2 separate regions of the Homo sapiens genome follow, and region 2 is linked to region 1. The links are chromatin loops, found by intact Hi-C in ENCODE. Cell type or tissue: gastrocnemius medialis. All regions are shown on one strand. Each heading gives the region's core, and the rest is flanking DNA. Links, peaks and the distances in the headings are about the cores only. Region 1 overlaps WDFY3 (WD repeat and FYVE domain containing 3). Region 2 overlaps WDFY3 (WD repeat and FYVE domain containing 3).

What was found. Peaks named below come from ENCODE experiments on the same cell type or tissue, not always from the same donor. Only the 100,000 strongest peaks of a DNase experiment are listed, where the experiment ranks them.
Region 2: a loop joins it to region 1, with 3 times the contacts of the local background. A loop is called at or near these places in 1 of 110 quality-filtered maps.

The regions. Positions count from the first base shown.
Region 1 is chr4:84,841,747-84,853,168 of GRCh38, forward strand. It overlaps WDFY3 (WD repeat and FYVE domain containing 3), which reads right to left. Exons shown (of 68, transcript NM_014991.6): 5 at 8,156-8,279. Among named protein-coding and RNA genes, the nearest start is that of WDFY3-AS1, 51 kb to the left of the region's middle. In gastrocnemius medialis, for the core only: no CTCF peak of the experiment used is centred there; no DNase peak of the experiment used is centred there; H3K27ac peaks cover 3,335 bases.
Region 2 is chr4:84,747,149-84,758,570 of GRCh38, forward strand. WDFY3 (WD repeat and FYVE domain containing 3) reads right to left here. Exons shown (of 68, transcript NM_014991.6): 33 at 9,778-10,013; 34 at 8,118-8,252; 35 at 6,549-6,728; 36 at 4,335-4,568. Among named protein-coding and RNA genes, the nearest start is that of WDFY3-AS1, 44 kb to the right of the region's middle. In gastrocnemius medialis, for the core only: a CTCF peak has its summit at 3,290 (motif pointing right); no DNase peak of the experiment used is centred there.

The DNA.
Region 1 (11,422 bases), core at 3,308-8,307:
AAATAGAGATGCCTAATTACGAAGGAGGGTAAGCTACTGGCTGTATTTGATTTTCTGGGCAAGAGGGAGCAAATGCAGTTTCTTGAGCAAAGGAGATGATGAAAGGATTATACTAAGACTATTAATCTAGTAGTAATGTGTATGACAGACTGGAAGGCTAAGGAGAATGGTGAGAGGGAAATAAGAGGTTTCCTAAGTAATACACAGAGGAATAACTTGAGTAGCTCAGAGTAGGAAGAGAGAAACGTGAAATACATAAGACAGCCAATCACAGAACTGCAGACTTGGAAGAATCTTCAAAAGTAAATTTAGTTGATTATATTTCTTATTAGAGAGAAGAGTAAATGGAGAAGTCTCTAAATCTGTATCTAATTTCATCAGCATGGCTTGCCAATTTTTACAGTAACATATGATAGGAGTTAAAATTGTCAGAAAAGAAGTCCAATTTGGCAGGGCATGGTGGCTCACACCTGTAATCCCAGCACTTTGGGAGGCCAAGGCGGGCAGATCACCTGAGGTCAGGAGTTCGAGACCAGCCTGGCCAACATGGAGAAACCCCATCTCTACTAAAAATACAAAAATCAGGCAGGTGTGGTGTCATGAGCCTGTAATCCCAGCTACTTGGGAGGCTGAGGCAGGAGAATCACTTGTACCCAGGAGGTGGAGGTTGCTGTGAGCCAAGATCACGCCACTGCACTCCAGCCTGGGCAACAGAGTGAGACTCTGTCTCAAAAAAAAAAAAAGAAGTAAGTCTAATTTGTTCACTAGGAACTAACTGGGTAAAAACTAACATATACTTGGTGGCTCACGCCACCAAGGTCAGGAGATCGAGGCCATCTTGGCCACTAACACAGTGAAACCCCATCTCTACTAAAAATACAAAAAATTAGCCGAGTGTGGTGGTGGGCACCTGTAGTCCCAGCTACTTGGGAGACTGAGGCAGGAGAATTACTTGAACCCAGAGGCGGAGGGTGCAGTGAGCGGAGATCACACCACTGCACTCCAGCCTAGGCAACAGAGCGAGACTCCGTCTCAAAAACAAAACAAAACAAAAAACTAATGTATACTTAACACACTTCATAAAGAAGTAGAAAGTAGAAAATAAGATTTAGGTTATCTTAGATGTATTTTTTCTTCAACTTAACATAAAATAAAAGTGTTTTATTAGATAACTGAATACAAGACTTACACATGATTCTGGGCTGGGCAAAGTTTCATCTTTGTAAACTTCCATTTGAGGGAACATTTTAGCACGAAAATTTTAAAAACAGATTCTTTTTATTGAGTCTTAACTATATATCAAGCATTGTGTTAAGTACTTGTGGGTTTAACTCATTTAACCTTTACAAGAACCCTGTGAGTTATTTTCTACTAATATATTCCTTACAATAGTATAAGTTGAGAAATGCAGAAGATAAGTAATTTGCCTACAATCACATAGCTAGTCAGTGAAAGAGATCTGGATAGGGCTGAGGTTGAATGATACAGGGAGATTCCAAACTCCATCGACAAAACAAACTATCTTTACATAACAAATATATTTTACTATTTTGTAAAGAATAGCATAACTGTATCACTGTAAAAAAATAACTTTTATTTTCACCTACCAATTTCAATATGTGTCATTAAGAATATTTCAAAGGCATCTCCCACTTTTTATTTTATTATTTTTGAGACAAGGTCTCACTCTATTGTCCAGGCTGGAGTGCACGATCACGGCTTACTGCAGCCTCAATCTCCTCAACTCAAGCAATCCCTCCGCCTCAGTCCCCCATGTAGCTGGGACTAACAGTATGCACCACCATGCCTGGCTAATAAAAACAAAATTTTTTTGTAGAGACAGAGTATCGCTGTGTTGCCCAGGCTGGTCTCAAACTCCTGAATTCAAGTGATCCTCCTGTCTTGGTTTCCCAAACTACTGGGATTACTTGTACCTGGGTGTGAGCTACTGTGCCCAGCCTCACGTTTTATTTTAAATGAGGTAAGCAGCTCATTTTAAAAGTATATAGCATTTAGTGCTATCTTAAAAAATTATGTATACTAGCAAGGAATTTTAAATAAAACCTCCATAAATCAAATGGTTTCTTAAAACTTTGGGTAAAAAATGCCCACTACTAGTCAGAAACATACTGGGTCTTTTAATTTCAATAATATTTAACAAATTCAAATATAAACGATTTAACTTAAGTTTTTAAGAGTTAATGAAAGAATATATTAATATTAACCTATCTTTAGAGTTGTCAATCATTTGATTCAAGCTTTATCTTTCACACTGCATTTCAATACATATAGTTAGAATGAAAAACCCAGAAATGAAGTTAATAAAGCCCAGGATTTCATTAAATAAGTAAAGAATGCGGACAATCTTAAATGCAATTTCTCAGCCTACACTGAGAGTAAACAAACGAATTCAATTAGCATTCAGAACAACCAGAATGCAAAACATGTTAATAAGTGAAATACAAGTTTTCCTTTGCAAAGTCCATTTAAAGCGTATTCCATTTTCAAATTTATGCTTCACAATGATGGTGAGTCACATTAATGGTATTATTATACTTATTTAATTAATGAAGACACGAAGCCCTAAACACCCTTGCCCCCTCCAAAAAAAAATTCCACAAGTTAGTCAGAAAAACAATATTAGAACTCACAGCTTCCATGCTTCTTTTCATTTGACAATATATAACCACATCTTGGGAATGAAATTACCTGAAGGTGTTGTGGCTTTGAAATCCTTGGGGGACAGCAGGGCACACTGTTTTTCTGTTTAAAAAAAAAGGCTGGGTTGTCTAAGTAGGGATTCACTAAATTCCACTAATCCCACCACAAGAGTACTGGGGTCAACATCATCCAGTCTCTCCATTGCTGGATTGCTGCCCATATTGGGGATTGCACTACTAGGTTTAACAGTGGCACCTAGCATGTAGAAAAACATTAATAATAAACTAAAGATACTACTTTATGCAGGTAGGAATTTTCTGCTTTGCTGATATAAATTGACCATGTGCCCTTAAACTTAAGCAGAATTAGAACTGGCTGAGCTAACTAGAAGAGATGGGGGAAAATCTTAAGATACACCCTCTATACAATCTGGCCACAACATTATGTTTTTGTCAAATTAACTGAGTCACTACTTACTTCCAGCAAAAGCCACATGGAGGCAAAGGACCAAGAAAGAATTAAGGGAGACAAGGAGACTGTGACTTGACCTAAACGTATAACAAATCATCCATGTATCCATTTTGCAACTTGATATTCCCTAAAAGGTTTCCATTTTCACAAACTTCAGATAGATGTAAACAACAGAACTGCACATAAGCTTGTTTCCTACTGAGATATCTACAGCCCATATCTCAAGTAATCTGATAAAAAAAAGGCTGTGTCTGTGGGTGCTGATTAGGTAACACCCAAAATAACAAGTCTTCCATAGCAAATTCAGAGGGGTACTGGAAGAATAATCTTGTTCTGGTGAACAACGAACACAGCCAACCTTCAAAGGAATAATAAAAGGTTCACTTCACCTGTTTTTTTGTAGAAAAAGTGTGTGAATGTAAATTAAGACAAAATTCTTTTCAATGATAACCTCCTATAAAATAAAAGGTTATATGAGCTATCTAAAGTAGTCCAACTTACAGAAGAAGAAAGCAGAATGGTGGTTGGTGGCCAGGGGCTGAGGAGAGGGGGAAATGAGGAGTTGCTGTTCAATGGGTATAGTTTCAGTCATGTAAGACACAAAAAGCTCTAGAGATCTGCTGTACAGCATGGTATGTATAGTTAACAGTCTGTACTGCACACTTAAAAATTGGTTAAGAGGGTAGATCCCATATTAAGTGCTTTTTTTAAGCACAATAAAAATAAATAAAAAATAAAGATGAAATATTAAGAGTTGGATGATTTAGGATATACTTAGGCCCTGAAAAATCTAGAACTTTTTACTAGAAAAATCAATAGGTCACAAAGTCTCCATGAATGTATTTTTGATAACAACACTGACCAAAAGAATCTTCCAATGTTCTAAACTAAAAATGAAAGAAAAAAAACAAGGATTCCCATAGCCAGGGTAAGGCTAACTGAGGAGACACTCCAGAATTATGTTCTTCTCTCCTAAAAATCAGGAAGGGTGGCCCTTCTAACTCTACTCCAATTCTCAAAGCATTTAAAAAAAAAAAAGGCAGAGAAATCCTATGTCCAAAATCAGTAAAAATTTAGGTGCTATTAATACACGGGTGAACACAACAGACAATAAAATTAAATAAGTAAATAAAATACTTTCAGATGATAACAAAGCTATGAAGGTTAACATACAATGTGACTGAATAGATACTAAAGGGTGTGGGGACACAGGATAGAAGACCTATTTGAGATACGGTACTTAGGAAAGATCTTTCATGAGGAAGTAACACACAAAATAAATTGAATATCATAGGATTCAAAGGTTAATGAATTTCACAAGCTTAAAACTAAAAATTATGTGAAATTACACAATATGAAAAAAATGTATCTTAAAAAATCCCTAGTTAATAAGATGTCATCAATGAGGAAAAGTGGATGAAGGGCACATGATCCTAGCTACTATTTTTGAAATTTCCTAAGAGTCTACGATTATTTTAAACTTAAAAGTTAAAAAAAATACTTGTGTAATTCTTACTGTAATTAACAATGAGACATCTTCTACTTGATTTAAGACATCTTTCATTACATCTAAAAAATTGCCCTGTGGATGTAAAATCATAAAGGGAGTTAGGAAAACAAATCTCCACTGTAGCAAAATATCTTTCTACAAACATGCAGATTAGGTATTTAAAAATATAGTAACAGAGGCAAGTATAAATAAGTTTTAGGAATTTTTTCCTAATCTAGTATGTCATTCAAGAAAGAATGGGGATACCTAATTTCATCAGCGTGGGTATTTCCTCACAGTACTGTGAAAATGGATGAATACATCCATTAAAATGCTTGTAAACGTATTTTTAAAAGGTATAAACTTTTAAGAACAAGAACAGAATAAGTGAAAGCAATGAAATTTTGGATATTAAAATAGCAGAGAGATTCACGGTTACTGATTAGCAAACCCTAGAATCTTGAAGTAATTCAGGAAAAGTGGAAAAGCAACCAAACTACCAAAGAACCCCTGAGAGGCTCAGGAATTGGTGGCACAATGCACCTTTGGAAGCAGAAGTAAATAAGCAACTACACAGAGAAGGACTGGTGGAAAATATGTTCAAGAGCAGTTAGACCCAAGGTCCCTACTACTATGTGGGCCCTAGACCAGAGGTTTGTTTGTTCACTGAAAAGAGTAAGAGAGGGAGTACGCATTGAGGGGCACAAGGCACCATGTGGACATACAAAGGTAAAATAAAAGCTTATATACTAAAGCTTGAGGTCTCCAAACCTTTCCCCTACTTTGCTTCCAAAGTGCTGAGTCAGGCATATATCTTCCAAGCAGAGACTGGACAATTCTCTGAGCACCTGCTTAGTTTAGGAAAAAGATCACCAAAAAAACAGCCTAGCAAGATCATCTTATGTTGCAGCCCACAGCTGCAAGCTTCACACACAATTAAAAAGCTTTTTAATGCTCCATTCTTATGTAAGAGCAGATGATCAAGGGTGAGACATGTATGGACATTCTCTAACATAAGAGACAAAGACAAAAACAAATTGATAAAAAAACCTTTTTATTAAACCTGAAAGAAACAGATTATTTATGGAGACAAAAATCTGAAAGAAAAACAAGAAACCGCCGGGCGCAGTGGCTCATGCCTGTAATCCCACCACTTTGGGAGGCTGAGGCGGGCGGATCATGAGGTCAGGAGATAGAGACCATCCTGGCTAACACAGTGAAACCCCGTCTCTACTAAAAAAAAAAAAAAAAAAAAAATTAGCCGGGCATGGTGGCACGTGCCTGTAGTCCCAGCTACCCAGGAGGCTGAGGCAGGAGAATCGATTGAACCCAGGAGGCAGAGGTTGCAGTGAGCTGAGATCGCGCCACTGCACTCCAGCATGGGGGCCAGAGTAAGACTCCGTCCCAAAAAAAAAAAAAAACCAAAAAAAAAAACAAAAAAAAACAAAAAAAACCCCAGAAAGGTAAGAAGAAAATGCAGCCCCAAAATAATAGAAACCAGTTAAGAAAGAACACTTAGAAATGAAAAACATTTTTTAAAATGAGAAAAATATAATGTCACAAATGAAAAAAAAAACTCTATAGAAGAGATAGATGATAAAATTGAGGAGTTCTCTTAGCAAGTAGTCAAAACACAAAGATAGAAAATGAGAAGAAAGATAAGAAAATGAGAGGAACAGTCTAAGAGGTCATCTAACTAGAAGGAGAAAACAGAGGAGGATATCATTAAACAATTCATGAAACTTTGCCCAAATTAAAGGATATGAATAACCAGACTGAAAGAGTTCAATGAGTACCCAGCACATGTATAAAAATAGGTCTACCACAAGGCATGTTATTATGAAATTTTAGAAAAGCAGGGACAAAGAGAGGATCCTAAAAGCTTCTAGAAAAAAAAAAATAGGTCACAGAGGAAAAAAAAATCAAGAATCTACGTAGCTTTCGATTTCTCAATAACAATGTAAGAGCCTAAATTATAAAAGAAAATTTTTTAAATTCTGAGACAAAATGATTTCCCACACAGAACCTGATACTTACTTAAAGGATGACTGATAATAATGCAAGCAGCAAGATTTTCCAAAATGACCCTGAGTGCTCATCCTGGGCTGCATGGAAGGACAGAGCTAAGACACCCACCACTGACCATCTCAACCCATGGTCAACTTTCCCAGGCAATTAGTAGCTTCTAATCTCTGCTAAGAGGACCTCCTGGATTACACAGCTAGCATTCTCAAACAACTCCTATAAATATCTAACAAGTATTCAATGGCCTAAGTCATAGGCAGTTTAAATGTCTCTTTACTAACAAGATTACTCTTGAGCTTGTCCTTTAGGAATGGAGAACAATGGGGGATGGAGAGGAGGAGACAGAAGTATCTCTCCATTTAAACGTAAACCACAGCTGTGTATTCAGCACATCTCCCCAGCACATGTATCTGTGAGATCATGAGAGTCGTAGATATGTGTCTTCTTGTCTCTTATTGACCCTTGGTTTTGTATTAAATACATTTCCTTTTCTATAATAATCATGCTGTATGATGTAGTGGAATTTGTTCTAAGTCCTGGCAGCTGAAAGGTTGTCAGGCTAAAGGTATCACTTTACTTACTGAAAAGAAAAGAACCCATTTTTCACAGCAATAGTCAAAAAATGTTTAACTCAGGGTATGTCTAAAACAACAAGCAGAACAAAACCCTAATAACTCCCCTGTATCCTTTTTTATAAAGCTGCTGGAAAATATGCTTTACCAAAATTAGGAATTAAGGGATTCAGGAAACAGAATCCACCCCCAAAAAATGAAAAGGCATCCCAGGACAATGTGAATAGTGATGTTAAAATGGCAGCTGTGCACTGGCCTAGAGAGCAACTACTACAGATGACACAGAGACCCCTAAGTAGCTTATGGTCTACTGGGAAGATCAAGACACATGCACAATGACCACCCAGGAGGTTGAGAAGAAAAACAGTAGTTCAGAACAGAAAAAAATTTTCTTTGCCTAAAGAAATCAAAAAGCATTTCATCAAGGAAGCATGACTTAATCATGCTGACATTTAGACATATTGAAATGAGGAAAGATTCTCCTTCCTCAGTGAAGCATTCTAAGTAAATGATTAAAATAAGAGTATACACATGTTTGAAGACTACAGACAGCTGGATTTGGTTGAAATACAGAAAAGAAAACAAGCAATAGAGCAGGGTATGCTAAAAAAAAAAAAAAAAAAAAGACCAGATGATAGCTTTGCCTTAAATTTCATGCTGAGGAATTTGTATTTTGCTCAAAGGGAAACAGAGTATTTTAAAGGGTTAGGGTGGAAGTGGTAGTGGTCCAGGCAGAGTAGCCTTGAGCAGAACTACTGGAGAGTTGAAGATGCTGAAACCAGGAAAAGAATGTGACTCTAAGAAAGGGAAAGGGAATGGGTAAATGAACTCAATGTGCTGAGAACAAGGTCTGTTTTCCATTTAATTTTAATGGGACTTTTACAGAACTGCTTGTTCATTCAAACAAATCAGTTTTTGCTGGCTACTGTAAAAATACCTGTGGATTTGTTTGATGCTCTCCTTCGAATTTCTGTCACCATTAGTCGTGAGACTTGTGTTGTGAACTGCAGAAGATCAGAAAATTTTTCTGTCATTGTATTCGGCGGAGCATTTCCAAAAACCTGTAGATAAGAAAAGACATTGTTAATGAAGCACTGACAAATTTTTCTTTTTATTTTGTGAATTTTCAAGTGTGGTATGACTTGAAAATCAAGTCCAGAAAAGTCTACCTACACAGTTACTTTGAATCTTAATATGTTGAAAATACAACGCTTTCAATAAATCACATGTCTAGCCACATTTCCTTTTACATATAAATTTGTTGAAGAAATGATTAAATAAATGAAATCTAAGACCCATAGACATTATTGATAAAATTTGAATCAATCTCACGAAAAACATTAGAAATTATAACGTTTCTTTTTTTTTGGGGGGGACAGATTCTCACTCTGTCGCCTAGGCTGGAGTGTAGTGGCACGATTTTGGCTCACTGCAACCTCTGCCTTAGGTTCAAGCTATTCTCCTGCCTCAGCCTGCCAAGTAGCTGGGACTACAGGTGCATGCCATCATGCCTGGCTAATTTTTGTATTTTTAGTAGAGATGGGGTTTCACCATGTTGGCCTGGCTAGTCTTGAACTCCTGACCTCTGGTGATCCGCCTGCCTCAGCCTCCCAAAGTGCTGGGATTACAGGCGTGAGCCACCACATCCAGCCAACATTTTTCTGAGGAAAGCTAATTTGAGAATTTAGAGAAAAGTTATAAAGGATCTTTGATGGAGTACAGGCACACTGGATGGTGAAAAGCAGCTCTACTGCTAAATCCCAGGCTGACGTCAGAATTCACTAAACTCATTTCATGTCTCAGAATTTCCTCAGTCTAATCACAATAATTTACAAAACAAGGCTGTTACCAAAAAAACTAGAAAACAGAAATGGGAGGGTCATGAAACAAACTTGTTTTTACACAAATTTTAAAATAAATGAGCTTTAGAATAAATAATTCTTATTTTTAATTTTATTTATCTGTTTTTTTTTTTTTTTTTTTTTTTTTTTTTTTTTTTTTTTTTGAGAACTGGTTCTTGCTATATTGCCCAGGCAGGTCTTGAACTCCTGGGTTCAAGCTATCCTCCTGCCTCTGCCTCCCTAAGTGCTGGGATTACAGGTGTGAGCCACTATATCCTGCCTAAAATAAATAATTTTTAAAAATAAATGGGTATGAGTTCAGCAAAGAGAATTTGAGAAAATGAAACCTGGACAGACCATCATAAGAAAAGAAATGGTATTTTAATGGGTATATAACTAGATATATCCTGAGGTATTATTTTAAAGAATATTCTTTATAGCTGAAAGGAAATTCTCTATATTCTAAGGCTATTATAGTATCTCTCCCTTTTAACAGTCATTACACAGTAATTTATATTATTATTACCTATTGAAATGTCACTACAAAAGGAGAAAACATAATTTACTCAACTTCATATTCTCCCAAGCCAACACTCTGCCTTTTATAGTAATGCTCCCTAAATATGGTTGTTTATTTATATGCTGACTGCCCTCACAATCAAATTCTAGAGAACATTCAGGGAGCACTGAAGGAGAACATGAGAACATAAACTAAAATCAAGAAGGAAAACAAAACAAACAAGCAAATAAAAGACCCAGCTAGGGAGATGGACTGGAAAAGAAAACTAAATAAAAATCTAAGACTGGAAAGACCTCTATATTTTCCATGTATTGGTTACAAATTTTGGCTCAAAGATACAGAAGAGAAAACCTGATCAATCACATCATTCACAATGCCTTTAGCATGAAAAAATATATATATTTAAGGAAGTAGTTCTATTCCTCATATTATACTAGTCCCCCCTTATCTGTGAGAGGTAAGTTCTAAGACCCCACTGGATGCCTGAAACCACGGATAGTACCAAAGCCCGTAAACACTGTATTTTTTACTATAATACATACCTGTGATAAAGTTTAAGTAATAAATTAGGCACAGTAAGAGACTGGCAACAATAATAATAAAGTAAAAAAATTGTAATAATATACTATTCACAATTTCACAAATACAAGATTCCTTCTTATTATAGATCTCAAAAACCTCAGCACACAGTTTTTGGTCTTTCCTTATTAAGTCAAGAACTTTTACCTTTTCACTTAAAGGAAGGACTTCTCTCTGGCATACACAAGTGGCCAACCCCATAACTTTTGCACTTTGGGGCCATTATTAAGGAAAATAGAGTTTCTTGAAAACAAGCAGCTTGATACCAGGACAATAGGTCTCATAACTGAGGCTGCTACTAAGTGACTATTGGGCAGGTGGCCCATAAATCATGGATACACTGGACAAAGGAATAATTCACATCCCGGGAGGGATGGAGCTGAATGGTGTCAGATTTCAAACTTATGAATTGTTTGTTTCTGTAATTTTCCACTTAATATTTTCAGACCACAGATGACCAAAACCATGAAAAGCAAAACCATGAATAAGGAGGGATTACTGCATAATATAAACAATTCCTTCCAAAGATCCCAATAAAAGAATATAACAAACAATGTAATATCCTTCTAATAGAAAATGTGTTTCTTACATGTTTCTTATAACCTCCCTCAAATTAAGTTGAAAATGCTAAAACAATAAATAAATTCTACAAGGGTATCGTTTTTTCCAGACACCTAGTCTGTTCAATAGTTTGACAAATGAATAATTTGTAATAATCTCAAAATCTCAAAAAATAAACTGTACTTTTCAATACTTCCTCAACACATTTTTTTCCTGAGATTTTGATAAATGTTGTGTGCTTAGAATTAACCTATACTACTTGTTAAATAATCTATGTTACCTGTTAAATAAACCTCCCCTTTTTTTTTTTGAGATAGGGTCTTACTCTGTCATTCAGGCTGGAGTGCAGTGGCGCAATCATGGTTCACTGCTATCTCAACCTCCTGAGCTCAGGTGATTCTCCCACCTCAGCCTCCTGAGTAGCTATGACTACAGGTGCCTGCCACCACACTCAGCTGATTTTTGTATTTTTTGTAGAGATAGGAATTTCGCCATGTTGTACAGGCTGGTCTTGAACTCCTGGGCTCAACTGATCTGCCCATGATGGCCTCCCAGAGTGCTGGGAATACAGGCATGAGCCACTGTGCCCGGCCAGAAACCTCTATTCTTTAACAAACTGAAGACTGATAAAAATTGAGAAACCTAATAATGACACATCTTTGAATAGCCATTCCACCTGTGCTCAGAGATGAGTACATAGCCT
Region 2 (11,422 bases), core at 812-5,811, 97 kb before region 1:
CCAGTCAACATATCCATCAGTCTCCTTTTTAAGGTCTTGGGGACACTACCCAGGATCTTTGTGTCCCACACACAGGCCAGACAGCCCTTACGCATCTGCTGCCCATGGGTAGACAGCACAGTGGCTATGGAAGGAAGGCCTTTGGAATTCTGTCCTGTTTCTGTAATGGGCTGGAAGCCTTTAAAGATAGGATTTTGAGACTCCTGATTCTGACTGTAGTCTGCCTGTTGACTGATTTTTCCTCTCTGAGTTACTTTGTGGTGCTCTCTTTGCCCAATTTGCCATTGTTTTTTGCTTGTTTCCCTGTAGTTCCTCAGGGTGGGTTTCACTCTGATGTATGACAATGGGGAGCTCTTGTAGAAGATGGTTGGCATAGAGTCCAGTGAACTCCTCAGACCATAGCAATGTGCTTATGTTGGCTGTATCCCCTACCAAATCTCATCTTGAATTGTAGCTCCCATAATCCCCACAAGTCATGAGAGGGACACAGTGGAAGGTAATTAAATCATGGGGGTGGTTACTCTCATGCTGTTCTTGTGATAGTGAGTGAGTTCTCATGAGATCTGATGGTTTTATAAGGGGGTTTTCCCCTACTTCATTCTGCACTTGTCCTTGCTGCCACCATGTGAAGATGGATGTGTTTGCTTCCCCTTCTGCCATGACTGTAAGTTTCCTGAGGCATCCCCAGCCATGCTGAATTATGAGTCAATTAAACCTCTTTCCTTTATAAATTTTTATTTTTATAAATTTATAAAATTTATATAAAGGAAAATTTTTATAAATTTTCCTTTATGAAGACATACCCAGTCTCGGGTATGTCTTTATTAGTAGTGTGAGCTTGGACTAACACGCACTCCAAGTCAGCACCCTCTCAGTTTCATTATCTTTACCTCCAGGTATACACAAATCTGTTTGAGCTGTTCTCATGCACTTTCTTCCCATTGCCACGGTATTTATTTGCAGCAAATTCATTTGGCTCTTCATGAGAAGTCTGGTGGTGACAGCACAGGGCACTGATAAACAGGAGCTAGGAGAAGAGTCTCCAGGCACCCTTGTAGAAGCCAACACAGGCCACGTAGTCAATTTTTTGAGTATGTTTAAGTGTTGGGCACTGTGTTATGAATATTAAATCTTATTTAGTTTTCACAATAATTCTCAGAGAGAGGTTCACTTTTATATCATTTTACAGATGTGTAAATTGTATAGATGTGAAGAGAATTGAACTTGGTCAAGGCCACACAGCTATATCCAGCACACATGTAATTCCTCAGAATACTTTTTGTTGGGTGATGTACATATATTTAATCCTCACAATAATCTTGTAAGAGAGATGGTAAATAATATCATTCTCTAGAGAATGAATTTAGCTTGGGAAGATGAAAATGCTTATATAATAAACAACAGGGCCAGAATTTAAACCCAGGCACTTCTTACTCTCAAACCCATGCTCTAGCTTTCTGCCACACCACACTACTTCCCTTGTATTTGGCCTCAGTCACACTAAAGCCAGTCTATATGAATGGGAATCTCCTACTTTTATGCTAATGAATTTTACTGCTAATGAAGATAATTTTACATGTTCTTTTGTAGGTATAATCAAGTAAGTAGATACTTTTATGATGAAATTCTAACACTCATAGGACTGAAGATGCTCTGGTTCACATTTACTGGACTCAGATGTTCAAGCCCCTTCCTTCACAAAGGTAAATGGTAAATATGTAAGATAATTCTCTCTCTCTTTTTTTTTTTTTGAGACAGGGTCTCACTCTGACACCCAGGCTGGAATGCATTGGAATGCAGTGGTGTAATTACGGCTCACTGCAACTTTGAACACCTGGGCTCAAGCGATCCTTCCACCTTAGCCTCCAGTAGGTAGGATACAGGCACGCACCACAACACTGGCTATGGCTAATTTTTTTGTAAAGATGGGATTTCACCTGTTGCCCGGGTTGGTCTTGAACTCCTAACTTTAAGCAATCCTTCTGCCTTGACCTCCCAAAGAAAGTGTTGGGATTACAGGCATGAGCCACCATGCTCAACCTAATTTTCTTCTTGAATCTCTTCATGGATAAAGACTTCATAATCATAATTTTCAAAATCATATGTTTATAATTTATTCTGTTACACCATTGGAAGACATAGAATGTTAATATTTCATTAATATAATTTTTTTTGTATATGTATTCTGCATATGTATATTAAAGATACTCAAAATATTTAAAAGTAAATTTCTATGTTCTTTATTAGATAGTATCCTATCTTCCTGTTTGGGAATTTCCAGGGATGAAGTTAATAGTTAAATGATTCAAAAATACACTAAGCCTTACTTAATGTCATTGACAGGCTCCTGGCAACTGCAACTTTAAGTGAAACAATGTACAGCAGGTCCTCAAATAACATCATTTCCTTCAACCTAGTTTTATTATAAGGTTGACGAGGAAAAAAATTTAGTTTTGTTACACATCATTTTGCTTAAAGTTGCAGCTACCAAGAACTTATCAATGACGTTAAGTGAGGACTTACTGTACTGACAGAATACACCAAGGCACTGTGCTAAAAGTTGTGAGAGATGAAGGAACACATGAAAGTTGTTCTCTAAGCAGTTTATAATCTATCTGGAAGCTTCAATCCTGACACCCCCTGCTTTTCCCTGAACTGTACTCCTACTCGCTAGTATATTGAAGCACTATTCTACCGTAGGGCAAATTCATGCCCACAACAAAGAGAACCTTACTTCAAGGTTAATACATGTTATTATATATCAAATTCTTCCTACTAAAAAATATAGAAAACAAAAATAAAGGGCAATTATACAATTTAAATATGGGTAATTAATTAGCTATTCAGGTACCAGAAGCTTGAAAATGCTATCACTGTATGTTTCCAGTCATTCCATATCTTTCATGTATGTATTTTCCTTTTTTGATCAGTTATGCTTTCTTGCACACATCTCTTCTGGACTTTATCCTATTATTTTCCAATAAACTATTTCACTTTTTCATAAAATGCTTCAAATTTTTACCCTATACAGTAAGATACTGGTCATCTCTCTTAGAGCTTTTTAAAGTTTCCAAAGGGGAGACGTTCCATTGGGCCTGCTTTTTAATTCTACCACATGCATTAGTGAGGAAACCAATTATTCTCCTGCCATTATTAAACACTGTCATCCTGGTTAAATGCTTAGCATAACTGGTACCCTAATTACATTAGTGATTTTAAAAAAAATTGACCAAATTGAGATACTTTCGCATGAATAAGATAAACATGTGGTTTTCAGGTTTCTATTTATAAGTTAACTGTACTAGCCACTAGAGGGAGCACAAAAAAAAAAAATCTCAGGTTCAGCTGTCAAACTGCTGAGAGACAGTGCAGTTCCTCAGGGAGAAAAGCAGTCTTCTCCACAGATTTACTCTTTCATAAAACATGTTATTTTCAGAGCCCCTGGCATGGACTGTTTGACCTTATTTATATGAATTGGTCAAAAGAACATTAATGTATATGCAACTAATTACATTGTATTAAATTTTCTCTCTGTGATATCTTCAGACTTTTCTAGGTAAACATTTTTTAATGCTTTTCTGGGATAGCTAATTTCTAGAGGCAGCAATGAGGTCACTTAAAGGCTTAGAGCCACTCTCATTTTCTGATGCATCAGTTGATTCATATCAATTGTCAGGAGAATGGGCAGGCAGCCAACCTAGAAGTTTGCTGCCTTGGGGAATTTAACAAGTACATCCTGGGCACCTGTTCTGTACAATGCACCATGTCTTAAGTTGCACAGGACACTGACAACAGTAATACCTGGCAATGACAGGTAAGAGAAATTGATGTAGGAAATTATAAGGTAAGAAGACAATGCCACTAGGCACTGTTAATGTCCAGGGAAGGGGTTGGCACACTATGGCCTGTGGGCCAAATCCAGCCTGTGCTGTTTCTGTAGATAAAGTTTTATCAGAACACTGCCATGCTCATTCTCTTACGTATTGTCCATGGCTGCTTTCTAGCTACAACATACTTGAACAGATGTGACAGAGACCGTATGGCCCACAAGCTTAAAATATTTACTATTTGGCTTTTTACAGAAGAAGTTCGCCAGCTCTTAGAGAAAGGATGATAAAGGACTGAATTAGAGACATCCTTGAGGGAAGGAAAAGAACAAACTGATAGGGTTTAAAGCACATGTGGGATTAAGAACTTTCCACAGCCTATAACATGTTCTGCCTACACATAAACAAGAGGAATTAGAAATCCTTGTTATAGAACTTGTTTGGTTACTAATGTTCTAATTTAAAAAGTAATGCAAAAGAGATGTAAATGCGTTTCTTTTTCTTTACCTCCAACAAAAGATCAATTAGTGGAGTTTGCTTGCTGGCAGGAGTGAGACAGAGGTTGTCTATGATTAAGACCCGCATGAAGTCAAAAACGAACTTTTTAGCCGGGTGATTGGTCAGATATGTCTTGGTGCCCACATTGCAGTACTCTGATTGGCTCCTGTTCATCCCTGTGTCTGCTGCAAACGCTTTAAACTCTTCTGCTGGAGATCCAACTTCATCATCAAGGTCAGTCACCTAGTAAAATCAAGTGGAAAGATACGGTAATCACATTAGACTCTGACATTTTTACTTCTGTGTTTCCTAAAAATAAAACTGGAGCAGCAGCATTTTCCACCTATTAAGCTATTCAGCACATTATTTCACTCTGCTTTACTCGACCCTTCCTTTCAAGGTAGTAATCTGGCACCATATGTCATGGTTACGCAACATATGGTGTTTCTGACTGACCACTAACAATACGTCACCTTTAAGTTGAATTGTATGTCTATTGTGGCTAACTGCACTTAAAATATATGGAATAATAAAATTAGAATAAATATGTTTCCATATTTGAACTCTACCCCTACTGTGAAGTCAAATGTCACAGAATTTCACATAAAAATCTGGCATAATGGTAGCATGTAAGGGGTGATCCATTTATTATAGGTTAAAAAAACCCCAAATAAATTTAAAAAAAAAACAACAATATTGGTGCCAATTTTGAACCAAGTGACAGAGCGAGACTAGCAAACAAATTATAAGATGCTGATGGCCAGGCACAGTGGCTCACGCCTGTAATCCCAGCACTTTGGGAGGCCGACATAGGCAGATCACCTGAGATCAGGAGTTCGAGACTAGCCTGGCCAACATGGCGAAACCCCATCTCTATTAAAAATACAAAAAAATTGGCCAGGCGTAGTGGTCCATGCCTGTAATCTCAGCTACTCAGGAGGGTGAGGCAGTAGAATCACAGGAGAATCGCTTGAACTTGGGACGTGGAGGTTGCAGTGAGCCGAGATCGTGCCACCATTGCACTCCAGCCGGGATGACAAGAGCGAAACCCCGTCTCAAAAAAAAAAAAAAAGATGCTGACAAGGAAAAGATATTGATATATTATTGAAGGTCTTTTTTTTTTAAACCAAAAATAAGGATTCTAAAATTATAAACAAGCCAAGGTATTAAGGTCATGTGTCACATTTGCCTTTCTCCTAAAAATCCCCACCATTTTAGAATAAGTATTGTACCTTTATACATGGAGAAAAATTAGTATAAAGAAGGTCATTTATCCCAGGTCCTAGAGTATATGGTGGAAATATGAAGAAACATCATGAAATTTTGAAGTACTATGGAGGAATAACTATCTTTTGGGTGTGTTTTATCTATTTATTTTTAAACCTGTTTTATGTTTACAGTTTATTAGCTAATCAACATCAACGTGCAAAAGTAAGTGATAAGCCCCTGCTATATGGTTTTGTGTAAACTACAGTAGTTCATTCGTTTTGAAAAGTCACCAATATTTATGTCAACTGAACTATTAGTTACTGTAATGAATAGTATTTAGACTCTAAAGTTATGAAACTATCCTGCAAGCCCTCTGCAAAAATGTGCTTCAGTGAATTTCCACGTGAATACATTTTCAAAGCAGGAAACCAGGCAGCATTTTTGGGCTTATTTTAAAGAACAAAAGAGTATCTATACTATATGTGATTATAATCTAATAGTTTTTAAGTTAGTACAAAATAAGCAAAATAAAACTTTAATGAAAAAAGAAAAGTCAGGCGGAAGAAAGGACCAACATTTGCTTTCAACCCTATAATTTATTGGCAAAAGTTAAATCCAGCAAATACCTACTTCCTAAAATAAAAAATAAATAAATTTGGTCAGACTAGAGTTATCTTAATGGAAAAGAACATTTTACAACTACACAGCTGGCATCGCGTAAAATAAATGAATCAACTACTTGAAAAGGGAAATTACTAACAAGGGACTTACAAGAATATGGTGAATGAGAAAAGGAAGTAGAGTTCACTGTGATTTTAGGAGAAAGCAGAAGGAAACTGTGGGGAGCTGGGGACACCGGACAATAATGCAAGAGGTGATGTATAAAGTTATGAAACTGTAACTTGGTCAGAAACTTAAAAGACTGTCAAAAAAAATCTGCTAACCATTGAAACAGACTAATTCCAGTTCTGACATTCTAATTCCAGTTCTGACATTTTCCTCCCCCTTTCCTACCATCTCTGAGTAAGGGCGAATATTGAAGGGGAAGACGGTGGCTGCTAATGCACACAGGAAGTCAGGGCTCATCCACATGGAGGCAAGGTCTGGCACGTTGTGATACAAATATCTGAAGAACTGCATCAGGGTCACAGGATATTCTCGGAGCCAAGATCCCTCTTCTTCTGATTGCCAAGGCTGTTATGGGGACATGAGAGGAAACACTATGTTACAGTTATTGACACTGCTATAAATTATTTTAAAAATCCATTACTCAGTATTCTTATGAAACTGGATATATTGATGGTCCAGAACTCTGTAAACCACACATATGAGCAAACACACATGTATACACACATGCAAAGAAATTTAGAAACTAGCTAAAACAAAAAATCCCCTTAGAAACTGATAGGATCATTGTCTAATCATTAGATTAATCGCAGGTCTGCTAACTAGAATCAGTGGTTTTGATTATTCATTATTATTACCATGAGTGTTGGTGGTACCAAAGTGGCTGTATTACCATTAATGTTGCCCCATCGTGCATCATGCTAAGTTAGGAGTAAGATAAAAGGTAGGGAAGTTACTTCACCTTTCTGAGCCTCACTCTTAAGCATTATGTAATACAACAATGATGATGATAAAAAAATGAATACTGTATATTTGAACAATGTATATCTTCTGATACCTGCCCAGAGAGTATCTTTTAAAAAACTTTTCTTATGTCTTTATAGTTGTTTATGAATAGGCACCAAAACGAGACTCCTAAAACATTCTAAATTAATACATTTAATGGTAATGTTCTGTTCTTAGATGATACAACAATAGTTTTGACTGAAATTAGATTTGTCAGGTACATGTAATTCAAGGAGTCAAGTTAATATTTCCTGTTACAACACAATCCTAAATTGTATAAACAAATCTGGTCATTATTCACAGTATTCCTGTCAGATCAACAGGAACATCAGTTCTGTCTTTTACTCTTTCAATTCTTCATCTCTAAGTTAGACATAATTAGAGCAGAACAAAAGCAAAAACAAAATCAAATGAAACTTGTATTGTTAACATTTCTGACCTCTAAATGAAAGTGACTTTAAAAGTTGAAATAACATATTATTGTAATAACATATACTACAAATATGTACTCATTATATATGTACTCATTATTATATATTTTATTACATTAATAAGTTAATACTTACGAAGCACTTATTATGTATCAGCCATGTTTATAAGTGCTTTATGTGTATACACTATCTTATTAATTCCTCACAAATACCCTAAGAGATGCATGCTATTATTGTCGGCATTTTAAACACCAGGAAACTGAGGCACATAACTGAGGATAATAGATTGGAAGTACCAGAGGTGAGATTTTAACCCAGGTAGGGCTCCAGAGTGCACGGTCTTAACAACTACACAGTCTGTTCTTACGTTAGATATAATTTTGTCTAACATAAGAGTCTGAAGTTCCAGAGATCATGCAGTAAATAAAGTAGTTATGTTACCAAAAAATTCCTCTATTTACAAAAAAGTATCCTAGGCAGGAGGAATTCTCAATAGGCCTGGGCATTTGAGTGAACTTACTGAAGTCAGCATGCTGCGGAGCATTCCCAATAATAAAAAAACAGCTTCTGTGCATACGTTATGGATAGAAGAGACCACAGTTCCGCTGGAGGCAGGAACTCCAAAGATGAATGTCCAAATGGAATCCAAATCAAACTGCAGAGGTGAAAGGGAGCAAATATTAGCCACCACTAATTTTTCAGTAGAGACCCTCATAAGTTCTAATAGGCTAAAATTTCTTTGAAACTAGTTTTTTGTTGTTTTTAAAAGTAACCAATGATATAGACATAAAGAACTAGTACCCTTCCATCCTACATTTTAAAACTCATTTTTATAGATATAAAAAATTGAATACTGTGTATCATTCTGCATTCTGCCTTAGGTACCTATGTTAAAAACATTGCTTTCTACCTTTTTCCTAAAGAATATAAAAATAAAATACATGTTAATTAGCCAAGAGATAAAATTATAGAACAAATAAATTTAAGCAAGATCTTTTAAACAAAGCACATTAAGCTCACTTCTTTCCCATTCTCAGCAGTATTTTAATTTTAGATTACTTACAGATAAATCTGATAAAATAAAATTAATTTAAGACTTATTAATAGCAGTTTTATATATAAACTTTATGACTATGGCACCATGGATATTGAAAAATTGCATAACCAATACAACTGTGCTAGGCATGAATCTGTATCTTAATTTAATCTAAGGGCACAGACTCAAGTGTTTACACTTAAAAGATTTTGTCAACTACTAGAATTGATTTGAATAGCATTTGGCATTAGGATGGAAGTGTAGTTGAGTCTAAAAGCTAAATTCCTACAGTGCCACAAACATAAGCTATATACAGACATCTTTAACAGTCTTCAATTAGAAGTCAAGTAAAGTCTTACTATTTTCCCAATGTGGATGCTATCTATCATTAAGTAATTTTTTTTTCCTAATCCGAATTTGCACTGAGAATCCTGTCATACCCACTCGAGGAGTGATATTTAATTTATGGTATATAAGCCACTCCTTTCATTTTTAATTCTGCAGAAATCAATCACATGACAGGCTGGACACAGTGGCTCGCGCCTGTAATCCCAGCACTTTGGGAGGCTGAGGCAGGTGGATCACCTGAGGTCAGGAGTTCAAGACCAGCTAGGCCAACATGGTGAGACCCTGTCTCTACTAAAAATACAAAAATTAGCCCAGCGGGGTAGCGCCTGACTGTAGTTTCAGCTACTCAGGAGACTGAGGTGGGAGAATCGCTTGAACCCGGGAGGTGGAATTTTCAATCAGCTGAGATCATGCCACTGCACTCTAGCCTGGGTGACAGAGTAAGACTCTGTCTCACAAATAAAATAAAATAAAATAAAATAAAATAAAATAAAATAAAATAAAATAAAATAAATCATATAACAAAAGAGTTCTTTAGATCACCATTAAATATCATCCAGAGTCTTTATGCATCTATAATATACAGAGTTATCATATAGGAAAAAATTGTAAATAGGGACAAAGGACTTTTTGGGAAAATTTTCTGTGGTATTTTCAGATTTTTCTGTCCCAAATCAAACCTTAAATGTGGGGAAAGTGATGGAATTGACAGTTGGTTTTACAGTGATTATCCATTATCCTACGGTGATTCTTTGGAATACGTAATTTCACGCACCCCTTGCTAGATAATTCCTACCTGGCAACCCTGCTTACTCCGGCAGCTGATGACAGGCACACTGACCTGCAGGTTCTCAGGCAGCTCACTAACTGGCTGCTGCAGAAACAAGGCCATGAGGAGAAAATAGAGGGCAGGGACATTAGTGTGTTTAGGAAGGAATGACTGAAGGACTGGAAAACCAGGAAAATGACAAGCATCTCGGTTAATCTCCCTGACCGTCGATCTCCCACCAGCACTTCTGCCCACGTTGAATCCTAAGAGAAGAGGAATATAACAGTAAGTGCAAAATCAGCAACTGATAAACATGCTGCATTAACAAAGAAGGAAGTAATTCAGTATGTGTTAACATTTCTATCCAGAACATTCATACTACTATAGGCAATTAAGTATTCAACTGTTGAATTAATCTTCAGTTAAAAGTTTTACTTTACAATTTGTTTGACTTTAGCAAACCTGTCTATTAGGATATAGGTTTTGAAACACAGTTGAGACAATAAGATACAAGGGAGTTTGAAAATCCTTCTTAAGGTGCTGTAAGTTCTACTTATTAAATGAAAGACCTCAGAAGAGCTCTAGTGTTCTTGTAGTTCCCTAAGAAAAAAGTGAAATCCAAAATACAGCCAAAATTTAGAATGCTACAAAAACATAACTTAAAAATATCCTTGTTATGATATATTTTTATTTTTTTGAGACACAGTTTTGCTTTGTTGCCCAGGCTGGAGTGCAGTGCCATGATATTGGCTCACTGCAATCTCCACCTCCTAGGGTCAAAGCAGTCCTCCCACCTCAGCCTCCTGAGTAGCTGGGACTACAGACATGAGCTACCACCCCCAGCTAATTTTTGTAACTTGCTATAATGTAGTTAATATATTTCATTGTCCTGAAAATCATGAAAAACTAGTTAACCTTAAATTACCTATGAATTTAGAGACAAGACTAAATGAGTAAGTAAAACAATCTTTACTCACAACATGATCTGTAATCTGTTGGAAAGCTGCTGGGCAGTGGGATGGTAAATCCAAGCCCGTTGTGGCTGCAGCTATCCACTGGCTGAACTTAACATCCAGAATTCCCTCTAGAAACCCAGCTTTTTAAGGAGATAATCAGTTCTTACTAATGTAGCTTATGGCATCAGTGTTTCCATCAATCTTGTTTCCTCTGTTTTATAATGAAACTCAGGATACACCCTAAGCATGTGGTTCACCTCATACCTAGGGAAGTACTCAGTACACAGTGAATGTTTGTCAAATTTTCAATGGAAACTTTTGTGAATAGCAACTAATAGATGAGGAACTGATTTCGGTCTGAAGCAATTTGTATTTCAAATAGATATTTGCATTTATTATTTATTCTTTAAGATCTGAGGGTTCACTCTGTTGCCCAGGCTGGAGTACAGTGGCATGATCGTAGCTCACTTAACCTCAAACTCCTGGACTCAAAGGATCCTCCCGCCTCAGCTTCCCCAGTAGCTAGCACTACAGGCACATGCAACCATGCCTGGCTAATTAAAAAAATTTTTTGGTAGAGACAAGGTCTTGCTATGTTGCTCAGGCTGGTCTCAAACTCCTAGTGTCAAATGATGCTCCCGTCTTAGCCTCCCAAAGCACTAAGATTACAGGCATGAGAGACTGCACTCAGCAAAGATATCCATATTTTTTTCAAC